2 separate regions of the Homo sapiens genome follow, and region 2 is linked to region 1. A link is a contact called in ENCODE Hi-C or POLR2A ChIA-PET data. All regions are on one chromosome and are shown on one strand. The core of a region is the stretch at or near the end of the contact, and the rest is flanking DNA. Distances in the headings are between cores, read along the strand shown. Region 1 has its middle 120 kb from the start of LINC01429. Region 2 overlaps ATP9A (ATPase phospholipid transporting 9A (putative)).

Evidence for each region. A loop is a pair of places that touch in the nucleus more often than their neighbours do. ChIA-PET counts read pairs that join two places held with the same protein, here RNA polymerase II (POLR2A). Pooled maps may share reads with other maps.
Region 2: a loop to region 1 is called in a map of PC-3, with 2.2 times the contacts of the local background. The contact joins two enhancer-like sites. A Hi-C loop is called at or near these places in 1 of 168 maps with a recorded cell type or tissue (PC-3) and 1 of 50 pooled maps. POLR2A ChIA-PET finds 5 or more read pairs at or near these places in 3 of 52 experiments (Caco-2, H1 and HEK293T).

Annotation. Positions count from the first base shown.
Region 1 is chr20:51,982,440-51,988,179 of GRCh38, forward strand. No RefSeq gene overlaps it. Among named protein-coding and RNA genes, the nearest start is that of LINC01429, 120 kb to the left of the region's middle. Within about 2 kb of position 2,717, at least 6 of the 41 ENCODE cell types and tissues checked have a DNase peak (open chromatin) inside an H3K27ac peak, as active enhancers do.
Region 2 is chr20:51,658,036-51,663,775 of GRCh38, forward strand. The region is part of intron 13 of ATP9A (ATPase phospholipid transporting 9A (putative)); the gene reads right to left. Among named protein-coding and RNA genes, the nearest start is that of ATP9A, 110 kb to the right of the region's middle. Within about 2 kb of position 3,061, at least 8 of the 41 ENCODE cell types and tissues checked have a DNase peak (open chromatin) inside an H3K27ac peak, as active enhancers do.

The DNA of each region.
Region 1 (5,740 bases), core at 1,467-3,966:
TACATTTACTTTGTTGTGATATCATATGTCATGCAGCCTCTGGAAAATCCCACTGTACTTGTGATTGACTACAAGTGAAAATGATAAATAAAGGCTTAGTATTATTATTATGAAAGAGTCTTAATCTTGTGAACTTCCTGAAAAAGATGTTCCTGAATAGTCTGCTGACCGCAATTCTAGCATTCTCTCCTAAAAGATATAGAGAAGATGGTAGAAGAAGATGGGAGGAGATGGATCTCCAATCCAGTGTCTCCCCGTATTCATCATTTGTGTACCACCTTCACAATTTCTGCCAAATCTAAGGAGTCAATGTTTTACTTAATACGCATATAGGTAAAACAATTTAACTCATGTCCTTTCCTTTATACAAATGTATTTTCACAGGAAACTTTATATATTACTATTATGAATGGAGAACTTGGTATTCATTATTAAACAGCAGGTAATGGCACAAATTAATTTCCAGAAAAGAAAAAAAATTCTAGGCCAGATATGGTGGCTCATGCCTGTAATCCCAGCCCTTTTCTGGGAGGCTGAGGTGGGAGGACCGTGTGAGCCCAGGAGTTCAAGACCAGCCTGGGCAACAGAGTGAGATCCCATCTCTACAACAATGACAAGTTAGCCAGCCATGGTGGCACACATCTGTAGTCCCAGTTGCTTGGGAGACGAGATGAGAGAATCCCTTGACCTCAGGAGTTGGAGGTTGCAGTGAGCTGAGACTCCGTCTCAAAATAATAATAAATAAATAAATAAAATAAAATTCTAGGGAAGCAGTCTAATCTGCTAAAGGCTGTGCAGCTGGGGCTTGCTGTCTGTTCAACAAGGGAAATTAGTTAAGTGTGGAGAGGTGATAAAGATCTATTAGCACCAAACAGAGACTTTCTCCTTAATGTAATCCGAAAGATTGAAGATGAACCCCTGTAGATTTATTGTGTTTTTTTTTTTTTGAGACGGAGTCTTGCTCTGTTGCCCAGGCTGGAGTGCAGTGGTGCGATCTTGGCTCACTACAAGCTCAGCCTCCCGGGTTCACGCCATTCTCCTGCCTCAGCCTCCTGAGTAGCTGGGACTACAGGCGCCCACCAGCGTGCCCGTCTAATTTTTTGTATTTTTAGTAGAGACGGGGTTTCACCATGTTAGCCAGGATGGTCTTGATCTCCTGACCTTGTGATCCACCTGCCTCGGCCTCCCAAAGTGCTGGGATTACAGGTGTGAGCCACTGCGCCCAGCCTATTTATTGTTATTTTATTTATTTTTATTTTTTTGAGACAAGGTCTTGCTCTCCTGCCTCAGCCTCCCAAGAAACTGGGATTACAGGTGCGCACCACCATGCCCGGCTAATTTTTGTATTTTAATAGAGATGAGGTTTCACCATTTGCTGAGACTGGTCTCAAACTCCTGGACTCAACCGATCCTCCTACCTCAGCCTCCCAAAGTGCTGGGATTACAGGCATGAGCAACCACACCAGGCCTTATAGCATTATTTAATGCCACATCCATGCACCATCTAAATTATCTAGCTTATGGACAATAATAATCTTCAGACCACACCTTGCAGCCATTCCTCACTTTGGGGAAACTGGCACTGCCAGAGTTTCTCAAAGCATTTTCCATAGTGATTTGATAGGCATTAAACTGATCTCCTAATCCAAGACTTTTTTCAATCCTTATGCACTGAATGAAGAACAGTTTCACTTTTTTAGGACCAAAGATTGTTTACCAATAACTTACCTAATATTAAAATATGGTTTTAATGCCCATTTGCTTTAGGGCAAATAGGAGGGTTATAAAACCTCACTGGATGGATCCAAGAGGAGAAAAAAAAAGATTGGCTTTAAGGGAAAAACAAGAATGCCTAATTAGCTTTTTGTTTTGTTTGGGTGACATCACATGTATCATTAGGCTTAGAAAGTTCATTTGCCACCTTATTTGTATGAGTTTTTGAGTTCCTTCCATATCTATTTTCCTGTATTGGGGCTTTTTTTTTTTTTTTTTTTTTTTTTTGAGACGGAGTCTCACTCTGTGGCCCAGGTTGGAGTGCAGTGGCATGATCTCGGCTCACTGCAACCTCTGCCTTCAGGTTCAAGCGATTCTCCTGCCTCAGCCTCCCAAGTAGCTGGGACTACAGGTGCGTGCCACTATGCCCAGCTAATTTTTGTATTTTTTAGTAGAGACAGGTTTCACCATATTGGACAGTCTGGTCTTGAACTCCTGAACTCGTGATCTGCCCGCCTCGGCCTCCCAAAGTGCTGGGATTACAGGTGTAGGCCACCGCGCCCGGCCGCGTTGGGGCTTTTAGAATTGAATTTACTGTCTGTGAGAGTTCTCTTCTATTTCAATTTTAGGGCTAAAGAATGTGGTTTTTTTTCCCTCCAGGCAAATGAGATTAAATAAATATTTAAATTTTGTGTGAAGTTTATTTAACATTTTCCACTCTTTGCTATTGCTTAAGTGCAAAGTTTTGTCTTTTTTTAAACATTATAATTGCTACTTAGAATTCTAAGCTGTAATTTTGCTGTTATGTAAATTACACAACTTCAGTAGTAAAACCAAGCAAATAGTATTTATTCCTTCCTCTGCCTTGGAAACTGATTCCTTCTGAAAATAATTGCAGAAACTAATGAAAGCAAGATCCAGTTCCTGCCTAGATTTGGCTGGTCTGATTTTAAGCCACTCCCCACAGGAAATAACAGATAAAATGATGCAATACTAGCTAGCATTCCTGGCTGTTTCTGACAATCCAGGAGCTATGTGACTAATATATCAAGTGAAAAAAATATTTCCTTGATTAAAGTCATAATAACATATTATGTGTAATAACACAGGGAGTATAGATGACTCAGATTCCAGGAATAATAGAAATTGGTGGCTCAGCAACTTAAAGCAGCTAGAAAGGATTGTTATGCCACATGGGGGTTGGAGAAGGGCTTGCCAATTGCACACTGAAGTTAAACAAAAGCCTAACTTAATTTTTATTCCTGGTTAAAAAAAAGTCTATTATGTACATCCAGCCAAAAAACCAGTGCCTTAAACAAGATAAATGCGTATTTTCTCTCAATTAAACACTACATAGGTAGTCTAAGGCTTCAATGACTCTCCTTGGTCCCAAGCTGCTTCTTTTTTAATTTTTTTGAGATGGAGTCTCGCTCTGTCGCCCAGGCTGGAGGGCAGTGGCGCGATCTCGGCTCCCTGCAAGCTCCGCCTCCCGGGTTCACGCCATTCTCCTGCCTCAGCTTCTGGAGTAGCTGGGACGACAGGCGCCCACCATAACGCCCGGCTAATTTTTTGTACTTTTTAGTAGAGACGGGGTTTCGCCATGTTAGGCAGGATGTCTCAATCTCCTGACCTCGTGATCCGCCCGCCTCAGCCTCCCAAAGTGCTGGGATTATAGGCGTGAGCCACTGCGCCCAGCTCCAAGCTGCTTCTTTCTTGGTTCTCTGCTTTGCAGAGTCAAATGACCTCATTGCCGAAGATGGCGGCATCCAAGTTCCAGGCAGCAAGATGGAGAAAAGAACAAAGAGAAAGCAAAGATACCCACCCGAGGCTTGACACTTCCATTTATATCCCATTGGCCAGAACAAAGTCACGTGACCGTACCTAAGCTACAAGGGAGGCTTGGAAAGGTAGCGTTTCTTTCTGAAAAAATTCAGCCCTGCTGAGAATTCAATTCCATGGAAGAAAGAGACAGGATCTTGACAACTAGAACTTTCATTAAAAAAAAAACAGGCCGGGCGCGGTGGCTCACGCCTGTAATCCCAGCACTTTGGGAGGCCGAGGCGGGCGGATCACGAGGTCAGAAGATCGAGACCATCCTGGCTAACACGGTGAAACCCCGTCTCTACTAAAAATACAAAAAAATTAGCCGGGTGTAGTGGCGGGCACCTGTAGTCCCAGCTACTCCAGAGGCTAAGGCAGGAGAATGGCGTGAACCCGCGAGGCAGAGCTTGCAGTGAGCCAAGATCGCGCCACTGCACTCCAGCCTGGGCGACAGAGCAAGACTCTGTCTCAAAAAAAAAAAATAATAATAAAAAAAACAGGCCAGGCGTGGTGGCCCACTCCTGTAATCCCAGCACTTTGGGCGGCCGAGGCGGGTGTATCACCTGAGGTCAGGAGTTCGAGACCAGCCTGGCCAACATAGTGAAACCCTGTCTCTACTAAAAATAAAAAAAAAATTAGCTGGGCGTGGTGGCGCGCAACTGTAGTCCTAGCTACTCCGGAAGCTGAGGTAGGAGAATCTCTTGAACCCGGGAGGTGGAGGTTGCAGTGAGCTGAGATCACACCACTGCACTCCAGCCTGGGTGACAGAGTGAGACTCTGTCTCAAAAAAACAAACAAACAAAAAACCAAAAACAAAAAACCTTTTTCTTTTTCTTATTATTTTTTTGAGTCAGAGTCTTCCTTTGTCTCCCAGGCTGGAATGCAGTGGCACTATCTTGGCTCACTGCAACCTCTGCCTCCCAAGCTCAAGAAGTCCTCCCACCTCAGCCTCCTGAGTAGCTGGAACCATAGGCATGTGCCACATCACCTGGATAATTTTTTTGTGTTGTTTGTAGAGACAGAGTTTTGCCATGTTGCCCAGGCTGGTCTAGAACTTCTGAGGTCAAGCAATCCTCCAGCCTCGTCCTCTCAAAGTGCTGGGATTATAGGTGTGAGCCGCCAGGCCCAGCTGATAACTAGAACTGTCTACCAAAACATAATTGCCTTTCTGGGCTTAGCCCAGAGTTTCATGTAGATAAAATATTCATTAATTCATTTAGTCATTCAATTGCTTAATTCAATAAATATTTATTTATTTTTGAGACAGAGTCTCGCTCTGTCGCCCAGGCTGGAGTGCAGTAGCATGATCTTGGCTCACTGCAACCTCCGCCTCCCGGGTTCAAGCAATTCTCCTGCCTCAGCCTCCTGAGAAGCTGGGACTACAGGTGCACCACTGCACCTGGCTAATTTTTGTATTTGTAGTAGAGATGGTGTTGTGCCATGTTAGCCAGGCGGGTCTTAACCTCCTGACCTCAGGTGATCCACCCACCTCAGCCTCCCAAAGTGCTGCGATTACAGGTGTGAGCCACTGCGCCCGGCCAATAAATATTTATTGAGTACCTAGTATGTGCCAGGCACTGTTCTATGGGCTGAGATATACTGGTAAATAAAACAAAGTCCCCTGTCCTCTTGGGGCTTACATCCTAGCAGGAAGGGAAAAACAATAAATAATAAATATAAGTAGTTACATTACTGCTGTGGACTAAATGTTTGTGCCCCTCCAAAATCATATGCTGAAATTCTAACCCCCAGTGTGATGGAATTAGGAGGTGGGCCCTTTGAGAGGTGATTACATCATGAGGGTGGAGGCCTCATGAATGGAATGAGGGCCCTTATTAGAAGAGACACAAGAGCTTGCTCTTGCTTTCTGCTCTCTGCTATGTGAAGATACTAGAAGGTGGCCAGCTATGAACCAGGAAGTGGGTCCTCAGTAGACACTGGATTTGGCAGTGCCTTCATCTTGGACTTCTCAGCCTTCAGAGCTGTGACAGATAAATTCTTGTTTTTTAAGCCACCCAGAGGCCATGCCAGAGGCTCATGCTTGTAATTCTAGCACTTTGGGAGGCTGAGGCAGGAGGATTGCTTCACCCCAGGAGGTTGAGGCTGCAATGAGCCAGGATCATGTTACTGTACTCCAGCCTGGTAACAGAGTGAGATCCTGTCTATTAAATAAATAAAGCCACCCAATCTATGGTAATTTGTTATA
Region 2 (5,740 bases), core at 1,811-4,310, 320 kb before region 1:
AATGGTTTTGAGCAACATGGTAAAAAGAGCACTGAAGGGTAACCAAAGCTAAGCCTTATTCTTGGATGGGTGGCAAGCAGCTAGGACACCTGCAGCAAGTGGTGTCTGTCCTCTGAGGCTGTTTCCTGTCAACGAGAGGAGTGGCCGGGCACGGTGGCTCACGCCTGTAATACCAGCACTTTGGGAGGCCAAGGCGGGTGGATCACTTGAGGTCAGGAGTTCAAGACCAGCCTGCCGAACATGGTAAAACCCTGTCTCTACAAAAATACAAAAATTAGCTGGGTGTGGTGGCACTGTAATCCCAGCTACTCGGGAGGCTGAGGCAGGAGAGGAGTGAACTAGAGGTGGTTTTCAATCCATGCTCCACACTGAGCCCCAGGAATCCTGAGAAACCCGCTCAGCACCACCAACTGCAGCAGGATGGGAGATGCAGCCTGCAGCTCCGTTCCTCTGTCACACATCGGGTGCCACCTATGCTTCCTTTTTTTTTTTTTTTTTTTTGAGACATGAGTCTCACTCTGTCACCCAGGCTGGAGTGCAGTGGCATGATCTCAGCTCACTGCAATCTCCGCCTCCTGGGTTCAAGTGATTCTCCTGCCTCAGCCTCCCGAGTAGCTGGCATTACAGGCGCCCGCCACCAAGCCCTGCTAATTCTTGTATTTTTAGTAGAGATGGGGTTTCACCATGTTGGCCAGGCTGGTCTCGAACTCCTGACCTCAAGCGATCCGCCTGCCTCGGCCTCCCAAAGTGCCGGGATTACAGGTGTGAGCCACCGTGCCCGACCCCCACCTAGGCTTCCTTTGAAGAAAGGGTTCTACTGCTTTAGAATATAATGAAAATTAAGACCACTGGCGGGGGGGGGGGGGGGAAGGCTCATTGTTGAACACAAGCCAAATGCCCTCGCATCTGATCAACACCTGCCTGCATCTCCAGCTGTCCCTCATGCCATCTTCCTCCCGTTCCCTCTGCTCCAGCCATGCTGGCCTTTCTGTTCTTTGGGCACTGCCAAGCTTCTTCCTGCCTGAGGGCCTCTGCACTTGCTGTGCCCTCTGCCTGGAACCCCATCCCCCAGCTCACTGCAGGGCTGGCTTGCTCAGTCTCATCATTCAGGCCTCAATTCAACTTTACCTCCTCAAAGAGGCTCTTCCTGGGCCCCCCAGTTCATGGCACTCCACTTGCCTTCCCGTTGCAAGTCACATTTTGGCAACACCCTGTGTGTTACTCTCTTCATTGTCTAAATTGGCCTATTTACCTGACGGTTCCCTCTCATTAGACCATAGAAACAGAAGGCTCACCTGAGTGAGTTACTCATCACTGTATTCCTAGTATCCAGGGCAGTGTCTGGTATGTAACAGATATTTGCTGAACAATTAAATTAATAACTTAATAGTCCCAAGGTGGTGGTAGGGAGTCCTCAATTGACATGCATTTTTTTTCATTTTCAAGAAGTAACAACTATGAAATCGACATCAGTTTCAGATTTTAAATCACAGATTTAGACAAGGGGTCACCTACAACAGTCTTACTGAATCCACAGCCAACTGAATTGTGGAGGCTAGAAATGTGTATGGAGTTACCAGATTCTACATTCTATTAAAAACATATTTATCCAACAGGAGAGAAGTGATCTGATCCTTTAAAATGAGTCGCACTTTACACCCATGACACCCGATTGCCCAAAATAGAGAACAGATGGGTTACAAGAAACAAGAAAATGACTTTCACTTAATTTTTTAATACTATTTTTAGTATTAGCATTAGACTCCTCAGGTAATTAGACAATTACTAAATTATTCTGGTCACTGCGGGGACACAGCGCTCTGCCTTCCTGCTCTGTTAACCTCTGGTGTCAGGAGCACACGAGTTTCACTTCCAGGCCAAAGGGCACTGCATGGTAACAATAATTAGAGTAATGAATCAGAACTCCGGTTTAAATGAATCATTATTTGCCGAGTGCTTTTAATTATAAAGAATTTAACTCTAAAATTATAAAGAAAAGATTTACAGAAAGGTTCTCTATTGGAGAGACTAAATCGAGAACCCTTTTTTTAAAAAATTCTATAATTTAGGTTCTAGCCACGAACACGTGTCTTCATTTCTGTCCGCATTCCTCAGCACCTGGACCAAATCGTTATTTAACATTAGGCGCAATAACAAGACCTTTGACAAAGTAATTACTGTGGTTGGCAAGTTTCAGTATCCACGGATTTAAATGAAAAGCTGTACTGAGGGCATCCTTCATGAACTTCTGGATTTTGTAAAGCAATCTGCTTTCATATCTACAAAAGTCAAATGCTTCCACTAATATTTCAAACATGGGATAACACAGAGCCATGGGATTTTGTATTCCAGGTGAAACAATTCCCAAGCAAGGCAAAAAGAGAACCACAGACGGTCAGATGTTGACAAAGGCCTCACTCAGGAGACCATCTGACAACGAATGAATTAGAAGACTACTATGATAGCCTGACCAACATCACAGGCCACAGGTTCAATGCCTCCACCCACATATCTTTCTCTCTTAAATTAATACTTTCCCACCTTTCCTACTAAAATGTTCCAGGAAGGAGAGGAAATACTCATTGGTGCTGAAACTGCTTCTTTTAATTGTTAAATAAAGTCTCATTTGCACACCAAATGGTCATGCGCATACATCCTTAAGGCACTGAAACTGACCAGGGGCTGTGTTTGGATGATGCCTGTCTTAGGCCTGGCCTTCAAACATCCTCACATTCCCCATATGGAAGAGTTTCACATTGTACAGTGTTTATCTCTAACCTCCTCCCCATAGGCCCTTTAACCTACACACATTTCTTCTTACTTAAAAAATACCAGGGGAAAACAAAAACAGATGTGGCATCCACAGAGGCAGGTTATGACTCTTTTTGCCCTGGGGAAAAACCACTGGTCCCCTTATGGAGGGAGGGAGGGCAGAACAGCTCCACACGAGGTCAGAAGTGACTTCAGAACCAAGCACAGGTCACTATTGGGAGAGGAATTAAGATCTCCAAATACAAAGGGCCCTGACTTGGGCCCCTGGGCGGGTGTCTCGAATCCTATAAAGCCCCTGAGTCATTTATAGCATCCCAGCCAATAAATGAGACACCAAGGCAGGGAAAATAGGCTTCCCTTTCCCATTAGTAATCCACAGCTAGGGCCATTTCCTGACAAGAACTCCAGCCTGTTATTACAGAAAAGATTAATACAAAAATTAAACGTTGAGTCACCAGGAATGCCAGTTTTCTTTCCAAATGCAGTTAAAACTTCACCACATATGGGCATTCATACTATTAATGGATATTAGGAATGGGTTGCAATTGACTGAAATACACTTTTTTTTTTTTTTGAGACAGGGTCTCACTCTGTTGCCCAGGCTGGAGTGAAGAGGCATGATCACAGCTCACTGCAGCCTCAACCTTCTGGGCTCAAGTAATCCTCCCACCTCAGCCTTCTGAATACCGGGACCACAGGCGTGCACCACCATGCCCAGCTTTTTTTTTTTTTTTTTTTTTTTGGTAGAGACAAGGTCTCCCTCTTATTGCCCAGGCTGTTTTCTAACTCCCAGGCTCAAGTCAACCTCCCGCCTCGGCCTCCCAAAGTGCTGGGATTATAGGTGTGAGCCACTGCACCCAGCCAGAAATACACTATTAAAGATAAAGAATTTCTGTTATGATAACCCTAACTAACCTGCCACATCAAAAAAGCTCAGAGCTGATGACTCACTCACCTCAAAGGGCCACCATCAAAGAGACAGGCTCAGAGCTACTACCTCCAAATGAATCAGCTGAGCCACAGGCTGATTAAGTGACTAAGTAAATCCAATGTTTACTGTTTTAGAGCAGACATCATCTGCAACACAAAGTCAATAAATTTAAATGTACCCATATATCATCATCATTCTCAACTTGGATGATTTTGACCCTCATTTGGTCATGTCTGGAGACATAATTGGTTGTCACAACTGTGAGGGGACAGGGGTACTATAGAAATCTGTAGCATGCTGCTTAACCTCCTACAAGGCACAGGACAGCCTCCCATGACAAAGAATAATCCAGCCCCAATAATGAGAAGCCTGACAGCCACTGAAACTATAAATCCAGGGCTTAGGACCAGGGTGAGTTAGCGCAACTGAACTGTGCTAGCACAAGGTTGGATCTTGCCTTCATTTAAAATTTCAATATACTGTTCTTCACGAATGTTTTGCGCTTGAGTTTTTAAAATATTGCACTGCGCCAGGTGTGGTGGCTCACGCCTGTAATCCCAGCACTTTGGGGGAAGACGAGTGGATCGCCTGAGGTCGGGAGCTCGAGACCAGCCTGGCCAACAGAGTGAAACCCAGTCTCTACTAAAGATACAAAAATTAGCTGGGCGTGGTGGCAGGTGCCTGTAATCCCAGCTACTCGGCAGGCTGAGGCAGGAGAATTGCTTGAACCTGGGAGGCAGAGGTTGCAGTGAGCTGAGATCACGCCACTGCACTCCAGCCTGGTTAACAGAGCAAGACTCTGTCTCAAAAAAAAAAAAAAAATTTTTTTTCACCAAAGTATGATTTGCTTTATTTATTTTTTTTTTGGCACCCGGTTAAATTTGCTATGTGAGTTCCTCACTTGTCTTACTCTAGTCTGGACTGTGTTATGAAACCATTAAAAACCTTGACATGAGTGAAAAGAAGGAAGTTAAATAGTGTTATTCTGGCAGTGGTTCTTAACCAGGAAGGCTTCTCAGAATAACCAATAAAGATTTTTTAAAATATACACGCCGGGCACAGTGGCTCACACCTGTAATCCCAGCACTTTGGGAGGCTGAGGCGGGCGGATCACCTGAGGTCAGGAGTTCGAGATCAGCCTGGCCAACATGGTGAAACCCCGTCTCTACTAAAAATACAAAAATTAGCTGGCATGGTGGCAGGCACCTGTAATCCCAGCTACTCAGGAAGCTGAGGCAGAAGAATCGCTTGAACCCACGAGGCAGAGGTTGCAGTGAGCCAAGATCACACCACTGCACTCCAGCCTGGGCAACAAGATCGAAAACTCCATCTCAAAAAAAAACATTTTTAAAATATACATACTTAAGATCCAGACCCAAAGAATGCCGTACAGCCCAGGCATATATTTATATTTATATTTTTAAAACTTTACAGGCAATTCTGGTGGTCAACTCTAGTTAAAAAAGAAAGGAATATGATGGGTTCTCATTGAAAAGAAAACAGAGACAGAGAGAAATAAAGAACGCATCTATCCAGACACACAAAGGCAGAGCATTTGGCGTTTTGTCCACCCAGGTGTTAATACTGGTTACTGCCGAATGATATGAATACAGGTGAATTCAATGTTTTGTCTTTGTGCTTGGCCGTATGATTTATTTTTTCTGCAAAAAAAACTTTCATAAATACCAGAAAGTTTTTTCAATGAGTAAAAAATGAAGTAGGCTCCATGTCCCAGAGAAAACCACACTGACAAAAAAAATTCTTCCTCAAGAGAATGTAAACTCGGTGGCTCACACCTGTAATCCCAGCACTTTGGGAGGCTGAGGCGGGCGGATCACGAGGTCAGGAGATCAAGACCATCCTGGCTAACATGGTGAAACCCCATCTCTACCAAAAATACAAAAAATTAGCTGGGCATGGTGGTAGGCGCCTGTAATCCCAGCTACTTGGGAGGCTGAGGCAAGAGAATGGCGTGAACCCGGGAGGTGGAGCTTGCAGTGAGCGGAGATCGCGCCACTGCACTCCAGCCTGGGAAAC